2 separate regions of the Homo sapiens genome follow, and region 1 is linked to region 2. Evidence: read pairs that join two places in POLR2A ChIA-PET (ENCODE). Cell type or tissue: Panc1. All regions are shown on one strand. Links, peaks and the distances in the headings refer to the core of each region. The heading gives the core; the rest is flanking DNA.

Evidence for each region. Peaks named below come from ENCODE experiments on the same cell type or tissue, not always from the same donor. Only the 100,000 strongest peaks of a DNase experiment are listed, where the experiment ranks them.
Region 1: POLR2A ChIA-PET joins it to region 2 with 5 read pairs; 3 of 35 experiments call an interaction of 5 or more read pairs at or near these places.

Annotation. Positions count from the first base shown.
Region 1 is chr14:76,999,930-77,005,304 of GRCh38, forward strand. No RefSeq gene overlaps it. Among named protein-coding and RNA genes, the nearest start is that of IRF2BPL, 26 kb to the right of the region's middle. RefSeq lists an enhancer at 1,205-1,909. In Panc1, for the core only: no CTCF peak of the experiment used is centred there; no DNase peak of the experiment used is centred there; H3K27ac peaks cover 329 bases.
Region 2 is chr14:76,850,746-76,856,120 of GRCh38, forward strand. It overlaps LRRC74A (leucine rich repeat containing 74A), which reads left to right. Exons shown (of 14, transcript NM_001385106.1): 8 at 1,620-1,705; 9 at 2,471-2,665. Among named protein-coding and RNA genes, the nearest start is that of LRRC74A, 27 kb to the left of the region's middle. In Panc1, for the core only: no CTCF peak of the experiment used is centred there; no DNase peak of the experiment used is centred there.

The sequences.
Region 1 (5,375 bases), core at 169-5,168, 150 kb after region 2:
GAATTACAGGCGCACGCCACCATGCTCAGCTGACTTTTGTATTTTTAGTAGAGACGGGTTTTCACCATGTTGGCCAGGCTGATCTCGAACTCCTGACCTCAAGTGATCCTCCCTCCTTGGCCTCCCAAAGTGCTGGGATTACAGGCATGAGGCAGCGCGCCCGCCCTGGTAAGGCACCTTCTGCCCACCTTGCTCCCCCTGCCCCATTGGTCTCCCCAGCTAGCAGAGCCACCACTATGCCAGGTTTCATGGGGCTCCGGCTGCTCAGGACTAGAGAGGGTGTCTAAGCATCTGTGAGGTTTTCTCCCCTCTGGGCCCCTTGGGCCAGGAGGGAGGCACAGGGGTGGGTGGGGGCCAGCTGGGGCTGGGGGGAGCTAGTTGGGGGGAATCAGCCTTTCATCTTGGCTGTGTGAAGCAAACCCAACCCCTCCCCAGCCTGAAGCTGGCTGGCATTGGCATGCACCATAAATCTCCAGGATGCAGCTGTGACTGGATTATTTATAGCTCCAGTCTTACATCTCTAACTCGAAACTGTCACACAAAGGGAAAGGTAATGAAATCTCACCTCTCCTGCCTGTCCCTCAGTCCACACCGCAGGGCCTTCCAGAGCCTGTGGCTGAAGGAGGGAGGAGAGGCCTCCCCCCCTGCCGCCTCCCTCCCTTCCTGGCTCCCTCTGTCTTCTCCTCTGTCGTCACGCACACACTTCGCAGCGCTACGTTCCCTCTCAGACACAGCCTCTCACGTTTTCTTTCTCTCTCACGCATACATTTCCTCACAGATGCAGACATTTCTGTCCAGCCTCTTCCTCCCGCTCAGCTCGCCCTGCCCGGGCCCCTCCTATCCCTGCAGACACACTTGCACACGCCTGCCCTTTTCCTTCCACGCCACCACTGTCTCCCTGCGTGGCTCACTCCCTTCCGCCTTGTTTGCCTCTTTGCTTTGTCAATGAAGACGCTGCCACATTAATGAGCAGGCCTGTCCTCTGTGGAGGCACACCGGCTCTTTGTCGCTCACTGGCAGAAGTGTCAGCTCACATTCATCTTGCTCTGCCTGTAAGAGTCCCACGGGCATTGCCTCCCCAAGTGGGACCCATTTTGTGGCACGTGGCCCGGACGACACGTATCCCTGGGCTTGACATACACAGACACACAGGAAACATTGGCCATGGGACATGCCTCTCCCCCTGCAGTGAGGAGCATCTAAGGATGCGCTCTGCAAATTCCACGAAAGGCCCCGGGTGCGGTATTTCATGGTGCAGAGGTGAAGTTCCTCCTCCCTCCTGTTTCGTTGTCTCGCAGTTTTCTACGGGCCAGTCCCTCTGTTACCCCATCCCACAGGCGCCAATGGAAACTCTGAGCCCCATGCAAGCTCCCATGGAGACCCAAGGCCCAGCCTCTCTCCCTGCCCAGCCCTCCACCCCCAGGCCCGCAATCATCAGAAAGCAGCACTTCCCACTGCAGCCCTGCCTTGACGTGGCCCACAACTCACTCCATCCAGACAGTCAGGGGGGTAGGCAGTGTGTATTTGTGTGTGTGTGTATGTGTGTGCGCGCACTTCTTGTGCTGAATGAGTGGTATTCACGAACAATGGCAGCTTACCCTGGGCTGACGGTGGGGTTGGGCCTGGGGACAGAAACCCTGCAAATTTCTTGGAAATCGCTCTCCTTTTTTTTTTTTTTTTCTTGAGACAGGGTCTTGGCCGGGCGCGATGGCTCACGCCTGTAATCCCAGCACTTTGGGAGACCGAGGCAGCCGAGGGTCACCTGAGGTCAGGAGTTCAAGACCAGCCTGACCAACATGGAGAAACCCCATCTCTACTAAAAAAGAAAATACAAAATTAAACAGGTGTGGTGGTGCATGCCTGTAATCCCAGCTACTCGGGAGGCTGAGCCAGGAGAATCACTTGAACCCAGGAGGCGGACGTTGCAGTGAGCCAAGATTGCACCATTGCACTCCAGCCTGGGCAACAAGAGTGAAACTCTGTCTCAAAAAAATAGACGGGGTTCTTGCTCTACCACCCCAGCTGGAGTGCAGTGGTGTAACTGTAGTTCACTGCAAGCCTGGAACTCCCAGGCTCAAGAGATCCTCCCACTTTAGCCTTCCCAGTAGCTAGGACTAGAGGTGCACGCCACCTTGTCTGTCTAATTTTTTTTTCTTTTTTTGTAGAGACAGTCTCTCGCTATGTTGCCCAGGCTGGTCTCAAAATTGTGGCTTCCAGCGATCCTCCTGCCTCAGCCTCCCAAAGTGCCGGGAGGTAGGAGCCACTGCATCTGGCCATCTTTTTTGTCTTAAAAATTAACTTGACTTTTGGCATTATTCACTATAACATATATGTCAATCATCTCAAATTACTTATAATTCAACAGTTAACTTTTTTTCTGAAATCTTTGCTTAAAATTGATCTTCCTGAAAGTTGAGTCTCAAAAACCCTCTGGCTCATCCCAGGGACCCCGAGGGCACAAACACCCCATAGGTTAAAGAGCTATGGGAGCAGTCTATGGGGTAAGAATATGGCATATAACTCTATGGGGGAAAGATAAGAGCAGGGATTTGGGTTTACATCCTGACTCTGGCAGTTATTAGCTGTGTGACCTTGGCTAGATCACTTAACCTCTCTGTGCTTCAGAATCTCAGCCTATAAAATGGGGATGATGATGATGATAGCACCCGCCATACACATGGTTTTTATGATGATTCAATACATTAATGTATGTAAAATACTTAGGACAGTGGCTGACACAATGTAGATGTTTGCGATTATTTTTCTGTAGAAGACCAAAACACAGCCGTCTAATCATCCCCAGAAATTGAAATGAGAGATCTCTCTTGCCTCCCTCCTCCCTCCTAGGATGAGCACCTGCCCCTGCCTATGCCCCACCTCAGCTGCAGTCCTCGATCATTCATTTAATCTGCAAGGCAGTCAGTCAGTTAACAAACATTCTCCTCTGTTCCAGGCACTATTCCTGCACTGGCACTCGGTGTCACACAAGACATTCTAGAAGGGGAGCCAGAAACATGCAAACAGCATTCGGATCATATTCAGAACTGAAGTCTCAAAGAAAAGTAAATATTCTTTATTCCAAAGAGCCACTCCCTAGCTGTAGAGAGCAGGGGAGGCAGGCGGGTCAGAGATGAGTGCAGGGCAGAGTGATCGTGATGGTATTGTCCGCTGGACTTCACCCCTCTGGACAGGCCTGCTATGGTGGGCACTGAGCCCATTTCTCTGCAGCAGAGGATGGTGGGGGCTGGAAGAGCAGGGGCTGGTATCAGGACGCAAACCTTCTGTGGACCAGGCAGTCCTCCCAATTCCATCATCTCCTACATGGCCCTTTGGTGAAACAGGTGATTAAGCCCCACTCTCATTTGCCACACGGGGAAACTAACTTGAAAAGAGATATCATTTGGGCTGGACCTGGTGGCTCACACCTATAATCCCAGCACTTTGGGAGGCCAAGGTAGGTGGATCACCTGAGGTCAGGAGTTTGAGACCAGCCTGGCCAACATGGTGAAATCCCATCTCTACTAAAAATACAAAAATTAGCTGGGCATGGCGGCACATGCCTGTAATCCCAGCTACTCAGGAGGCTGAGGCAGGAGAATTGCTTGAACCTGGGAGGTAGAGGTTGCAGTGAGCCAAGATGGCACCACTGCACTCCAGCCTGGGTGACAGAGTGAAACTCTGTCTCAAAAAAAAAAAAAAAGGGGATATCATGTGATAATCAGACATGCTTTTACCTCTTCCAAAAAGAGATGCATATGAATTCAGCTAAGACTAAATCCATACGTGGCTCTGCATTCCCTGTTGTTTAGGGAATGAAGGGCAATGATGGTAAACAGCCCAGGTGTGCCCACTCCATGGTCCATTTTATCCTGGAAATGGTGAACACAGGCTCTCCCATGTTCAACAACTGTGTGACTGCCTGTGGGCACACAATTGTCCTGGGGCTGTGGGCCTTTGCTGTCCAAGAGTTCTTATCTGCGAGTCCCTAAGATGGCTGCAGAATCAATCAGGTTGTTCGTGCAAGGTCAAGATCTAGGGAATGACTGGAGGTGACCATGAAAAAGTCATGGGTCCTGAACCATTGAGCCAAGTCAGAGGTCCAGAAAGTGACACGTCAAGGCCTCTGCTAGGGTGTTTCAGGACCAGGGAAGAGTGGGGTAAGACAGTGGAAGGTGCCTGGTAGGCGTGGTCAGGGCAGGCCCAGAGGGCTGGAAACTGCAGAGAGGTTGGCCAATGCAGGAGAATGGGAATGCAGACCCTGTGCTCCAAGGGCCTCTCTGCCTGCTGAGTTGGGGGTTGGGGGAAGGGGCTCCAGTCTGTGTATTGACTCCCTGTCCTTCTTTGACCTCTGCACGCCTAGCCAGCAAGGTGCTGGATGGCTCAATCAGAGAGAAATGTGATTTGGGCCAAGTTTCCTTCCACCTGAGCCCAGGGAAGAGCTGGAGGCCTGGCCAGTGGGGCAGAGGCCAAAATTACAGTATCAGGGAGATTTACCATCAAATCCAGAATGGCCTCATTCCTGAGTCATGCTGTCCTGTAAACTTAGAGCACCTCCCAGCACTCATGAACTCGGTGCTGGGGCAGTTTCTTATCTTAAACCTGTGGATAAGTGAGGCTTGAGATTTTCCCACCCCTGCTCAGTGAATTCGTGTTTACTCAACAAAACACAAGCCAAAATGTCCAAGCTGAAGCAATTGCCTCTCCATTAGCCAGTTGTATGTTTCTGGTACTCTCCCCCTATCTGGTTGTGAGCATAGCCACAAGGACTTTAACTTATGACTACATTCCCAATGCTGAATCAATTATTATTGACCAAATGACACAACAAAGCAAGGAGCATCCAGGTTTTCTGACTGAGAACTTGATTACTTCTCTGCATTGCTCCCCCATAGTCCAGGTGTCTGCTCAGTTGAGGGGGCAGGAAGTTCCTGTTTGGCAGGGACAGTTCCAGGTTTTGATGACCAAATTGGTATCTATACTAAGTCATCATTTATGCATTTACTGCTGGAGGTTAAGGGAAATGGTTACATAACCCAAGGAGACTGTGTCAGCCTGTAGCAGCCCCTCCTCCTGTAGCCACGGACACCCAGCTCCATTTACAAGAAGTTCCCTCATATCTGCCCCCAACATCCTATGTCCCCACAGCCACCCAAGTTGATGGGAGACAAGACCCCCTGATAGGTTCAACCTGTCAGCTTTCCGGACAGACCAGAGATCCCCCACTCTCTCGGAGACCCTGGAGTAGAATCAGCTGAGAAGAGAATGTCTTCTGGCCACAGGCCCTAGGGCCCTGTGCTCTGGAAGGGCGAATAGGTGCATTCCACCCTAGGGCAATGTGAGCACCTGCTGCTCCCCCAGCAGCCCAGGCAAGGTCG
Region 2 (5,375 bases), core at 242-5,241:
TAATCCCAGCTGCCCGGGAGGCTGAAGCAGGAGAATCGCTTGAACCCAGGAGGCGGAGGTTGCAGTGAGCCGAGATTGTCAAGGGCAAAACTCTGTCTCAAAAAAAAAAAAAAAAAAAAGAAAGAAAGAAAGAAAGAAAAGAAATAAGACATTATTCCTGGGCCAGAGGCCTAAAGGCAATTCCTCCCATTATCCTCCCATTCAGTAATGGTTCAAGAGGACTTTAGCCTTTCCATCAATGGCCTCCTTGGCATAACTGCCCTCCCCAAATAAAAACAACAATAATAATGTGTTTAAATAGGATGTTCCAACCCTGTGGAACATGTAAGCAAAATCATCTTCAGGTCAAAACAAAAGTATGATTTCTGTGCAAACCCAGCTTCTCGCCAAGCCTGGTGCCTCCCCACTTCCAACTGATTGTGCCCCTGAGCCTCTGCTGGAGAGAAATTCTGGAGTCACCACTGCAGCCGTGGCCTGCCATGATAGGCATCATGTGACGTAATATGCCAGGTCCATCACAGCCTTCCTGTGTAAATACAGCCCCTGAAGATGTTTTCCAGCTACTTCTGTCTATTTTAATTCATAATATTCCACCAGATAAATAATTCTTGCTTTTATTTATTTATTTTTGAGATGCAGTCTTGCTCTGTCACCCAGGCTGGAGTGCAATGGCACCATCTTGGCTCACTGCAAACTCCGCCTCCCAGGTTCAATCAGTTCTCCTGCCTCAGCTTCCTGAGTAGCTGGGACTACAGGTGTGTGCCACCACACCCAGTGAATTTTTGTATTTTTAGTAGAGACGGGGTTTCATCATGTTGGCCAGGCTGGTCTCAAACTCCTGACCTCTGGTGATCCACCTGCCTCGGCCTCCCAAAGTGCTGGGATTACAGGTGTGAGCCACCGTGCCTGGCCAAATAATTCTCACTTTTTTTTTTTTTTGAGACAGAGTCTCGCTCTGTCGCCAGGCTGGAGTGCAGTGGCGTGATCTCCACTCACTGCAACCTCTGCCTCCCGGGTTCAAGCGATTCTCCTGCCTCAGCCTCCTGAGTAGCTGGGACTACAGGCACGCGCCACCGCACCCAGCTAATTTTTGTATTTTTAGTAGAGACGCAGTTTCACCATGTTGGCCAGGGTGGTCTCGATCTCTTGACTTCGTGATCTGCCCATGTCAGCCTCCCAAAGTGCTGGGATTACAGGTGTGAGCCACTGTGCCTGGCTAATTCTTACTTTTATAAATGATGCCATGGTAAACATCTACAAGCACCTTGCTCTTCCCATATTCTGTGCTGTAGTCTTAGGTAGAGTCTCAGAGGTGAGTAGGGTATGCACATTTTAATGGGAAAATATCTGTGATCAGATAATATCTGCCAAATAGACTATACCAATTTCCTTCCCACCTAAACTATGTAAGGAGGATTATTTCACCACATCTTTGCCAGCTTTGGGGATCATCTTACAATTTTGTGTTTAAATGAATAACTAAAAAAATTATTATCTGAGAATTTTACTTGCATGACCACTGAGTGGTCTTTATCCCCAGTGTCATGGACATCTGTTAACTCTGAGAATGGGTTTTCTGGGCTGTGGGAGATGCTAAGCCGATTCCCTCCCTGTTTCAGCCATCAACGTGGGGCTCACGTCACTGGATCTGAGCTGGAATAACTTCCACACAAGGGGAGCTGTGGCCTTGTGCAATGGTCTCCGGGTAAGGCACTCTCCAGGAGTGATGTGTGGAGCCCAGTTGAGGACAGCCAGGGCCTCCCATCCTGCCATCCTAAGCCTCTTCCTCATGGTCACCATCAATGAGGGCATACTGGGCTCTCATCAAATACTTTTCAAGTTATTGTTCTCCCTCCCACAATTCCTGGATGCACTTTTTTTTTTTTTTTTTGAGATGGAGTCTTGCTCTGTGGCCCGGGCTAGAGTGCAGTGGTGCAATCTCGGCTCACTGCAGCCACCACCTCCCTGGTTCAAGCGATTCTCCTGCCTCAGCCTCCTGAGTAGCTGAGACTACAGGTGCCCGCCACCATGCCCGGCTATTTTTTGTATTTTTAGTAGAAACGGGGTTGTACCATGTTGGCCAGGCTGGTCTCGAACTCCTGACCTTGTGATCCACCCACCTCAGCCTCCTAAAGTGCTGGGATTACAGGCGTGAGCCACTGCACCTGGCCTGCACATTATTCTTTAGTATAATCGTATCTGCTGAGGCCAGGGTGACATCTTTGGATACACTTCAAGAGGACAGTTTAATTAGTGGGTAGGGAATGACCAGAAGCCAAAGGGAGGGAGTCTCATGAGTACTTGAGACTGAGCCCAGCTGGGAGCTCTGAATGATCTGGCAGACCCATCAGTCCTGGGGACCACTGAGCACCCGGTCTGGATGCCAACAGGGGGTAGAAATCGGGACCCTTTTGGTTGGATGAGTCACGCGTAACCTTGATGCTGGTGCTGTTCTCCCCTCTTCCTGGAGGGTAATGTGACCCTGACAAAGCTGGATCTCTCCATGAATGGCTTTGGGAATGAGGTGGCTCTGGCCCTAGGGGAAGTCCTCCGACTCAACCGCTGCCTGGTCTACCTGGATATCGGTGGCAATGACATCGGCAATGAAGGGGCCTCCAAAATCAGCAAAGGACTGGAATCCAATGAAAGCCTCAGAGTTCTGAAGGTAGTCTTCAGCTGGAAAGGGTGTGTGTGTGTGTGTGTGTGTGTGTGTGTGTTTGTGTATGTGTTGGGATAAGTTGGGGGCTGCAGAGTACTGGAGAGAATAATTGGGAATATCTGTACTTCATATATGCATGTACTTTTTACCATCTCTTGACTGTAAATGCAGTGACCATTCTCTACTATAAAGCCAGTGTCACCCTCAGTGCTCCCTGGTACACTGCAGATCTTTCTAACAGGTCTTCCTTCCTCCCATCTGGGTCTCCTTCGGGATCTTCTCCACCTTCCTCCCATCTGGGTCTCCTTCAGGATCTTCTCCACATTGCCACCGGAGTGTGCTTTTTGTTTTGTTTTGTTTTGTTTTGAGACAGGGTCTGGCTCTGTCCCCCAGGCTGGAGTGCAGTGGTACAATCTTGGCTCACTGCAACCTCCGCCTCCCAGGTTCAAACCATCCTCCCACCTCGGCCTCCGAAAGTGCTGGGATTACAGGCATGAGCCACTGTGCCTAGCCCTCAGAATGTGCTTTTTGAACACAAATCTGACATCCATTCCCCTTCCCCCAGCCCCTCAGTCTCCTGTCTTTCAGCTTAGACCCCTGCATGGCTTCCTGTTGCTCAGATCCTGTTCGCTGAGCCCCAAGTGCCCCTCCAGCCTCAGTCCACCCGGTGCTCTCCCTTGCTCTGCACCCAAGACCCCCTGGTCTTCTCTCCACTCCTTTCCTCCTACTACAGAGGCTTGGCCACTCCGCCTCCACTTGCTTGCTGCTGGGATCCTCCGTCTAGGGGACCTGCTCCCAGAGCCCTGCTCCCTACTTCCCATGGAACTTGCTGCCCTTCCTAATTCCATGCATGTGAGGGCTCTTTGCTCGCCTGTCATCCCCTCAAATGTGAAAGCTTCATCAGAATGAAGACTGTGTTTGGGCCAGGTGCGGTGGCTTATGCCTGTAATCCCAGCCCTTTGGGAGGCCAAGGTGGGTGGATCGCTTGAGGTCACCAGTTTAAGACCAGCCTGGCCAACATGGTGAAACCTTGTCTCTACTAAAAATACAAAATTAGCCAGGCGTGATTGTGCATGCCTGTAATCCCAACTACTTGGGAGGCTGAGGCAGGAGAATCACTGAACCCAGGAGGCGGAGGTTGCAGTGAGCCGAGACCATGCCACTGCACTCCAGCCTGGGTGACAGAGCAAGACTCTGTCTCAAAAAAAAGAATGAAGACTGGTTTTGCCCATCATTAAACTCCTCATACCTAGTCCCTCATACCTAGCATAGTGTTGGGCACACTGTAGAAGCCCAGTGTGCTTCTGATGAATGAATGAATTAATGAATACATATTTCATTTTAAATTAATTTACTAGTAGATGCTAATTTATAATATAGATGCTATTGAGCAGTTGGAAAATAAATGAAAGGTGAGGACTTCTATTAATCATCCCCCTTTCTGGGGCACCTGCCAAGAGCCAGCTGTCGTTACTCATAGCCTCACCTGGTAATGTGGGCTCTGTTAGCCCCACTTGTCAGATGAGAAAACTGAGGCTGTGTGATTGCTTATGCCACACAAGTAGCAGGAGGCAGAGGGAAGCCTGCTGTACGTGGTTTTCCATGGCAACTCCAACTCCCTCAAGATGTGAGGGTGGTTGGAGAGACCACAGATGTGAGGGTCCTGAAGAAGGAAAGCAGTGAGGAGACAGTGAGGAAGGGGCTGCCATCTGAGAGGACAACCATGAGGAGCTGCTAAGAGGACAGGAGGAAGCCAGATTCTGACAGGCAGAAGGAGCACAGTGACTACAGACCAAACAGACTGGCCATCTAGTGACCAGGAGATCTGGGAGTCCCAGCTGGGGTGGAGCGGGGCCAGGCACAACTCAGACAGAGACTGACCCAGGCTGTGGGTGGCTCAGCCCCAGTGGCTGAGGAAGCCAGGGACAGTCTGAGAAACTGAATTTTAAAAGATTAAGCAGTTGCCTCAGCAAAATGGCAATAGAGGTCTTTGCTGTTTTGTGGGTATACATGGTTTAAACCATTTTTTACCGCTTTTCTCATTTTTCCACAATGACCATATGTAATGAATATATTTCAATTTTCTAAAATGTTTTAGAAGTAAAAGAGAAAAGTTTAAGACAAAACTCTTAGTTTGGCCATCATGGAGACCACATCAACTTTGCCACAGGAATTATCTATGGGTCTCCACATCCAGCCCTGATGCCCCTTGCCCTAAGCTTGGAAAAATAAGGAATTCCCATTAGGAAGTGAGTCCAGCAAAGGATTCCAGATGCTGAGCTCCACGAGGTCCAGGCCCTAGTCTGCATTTTCTCACTGGAGTACATCAGAGCCTGGGACGCAGCTGACATATACTAGGGGCTCAGTAAGAGTTTTGGCTGCCTCATGTTGAAGCCACTTAGCTGAAAGCCTTCAATAATAAGAACTATTGTTCATTGACAGCATACTGCATACCAGGCACTTGTTTTAATGCTTTGCCTGAATTGATATGGTAAGTCCTCAGAGCAGCCATAGGTGATAAGTACAAAGTGATCAGGGAATTAATGCAAGGCCAGGCAGCTGGTAAGCAGAGCCACCAGGCTCCACAGTCCCTTCCATTAACTTCCATCCATGCTTCAGCAGCTCCTAGCTCCACTGGGATAATGTCCTTGTTCCTTCTCCAAGCCTATAAGGTTCTCCATGATGTGGCCCATCCCAGCTCTGTGGCCTCATTCTC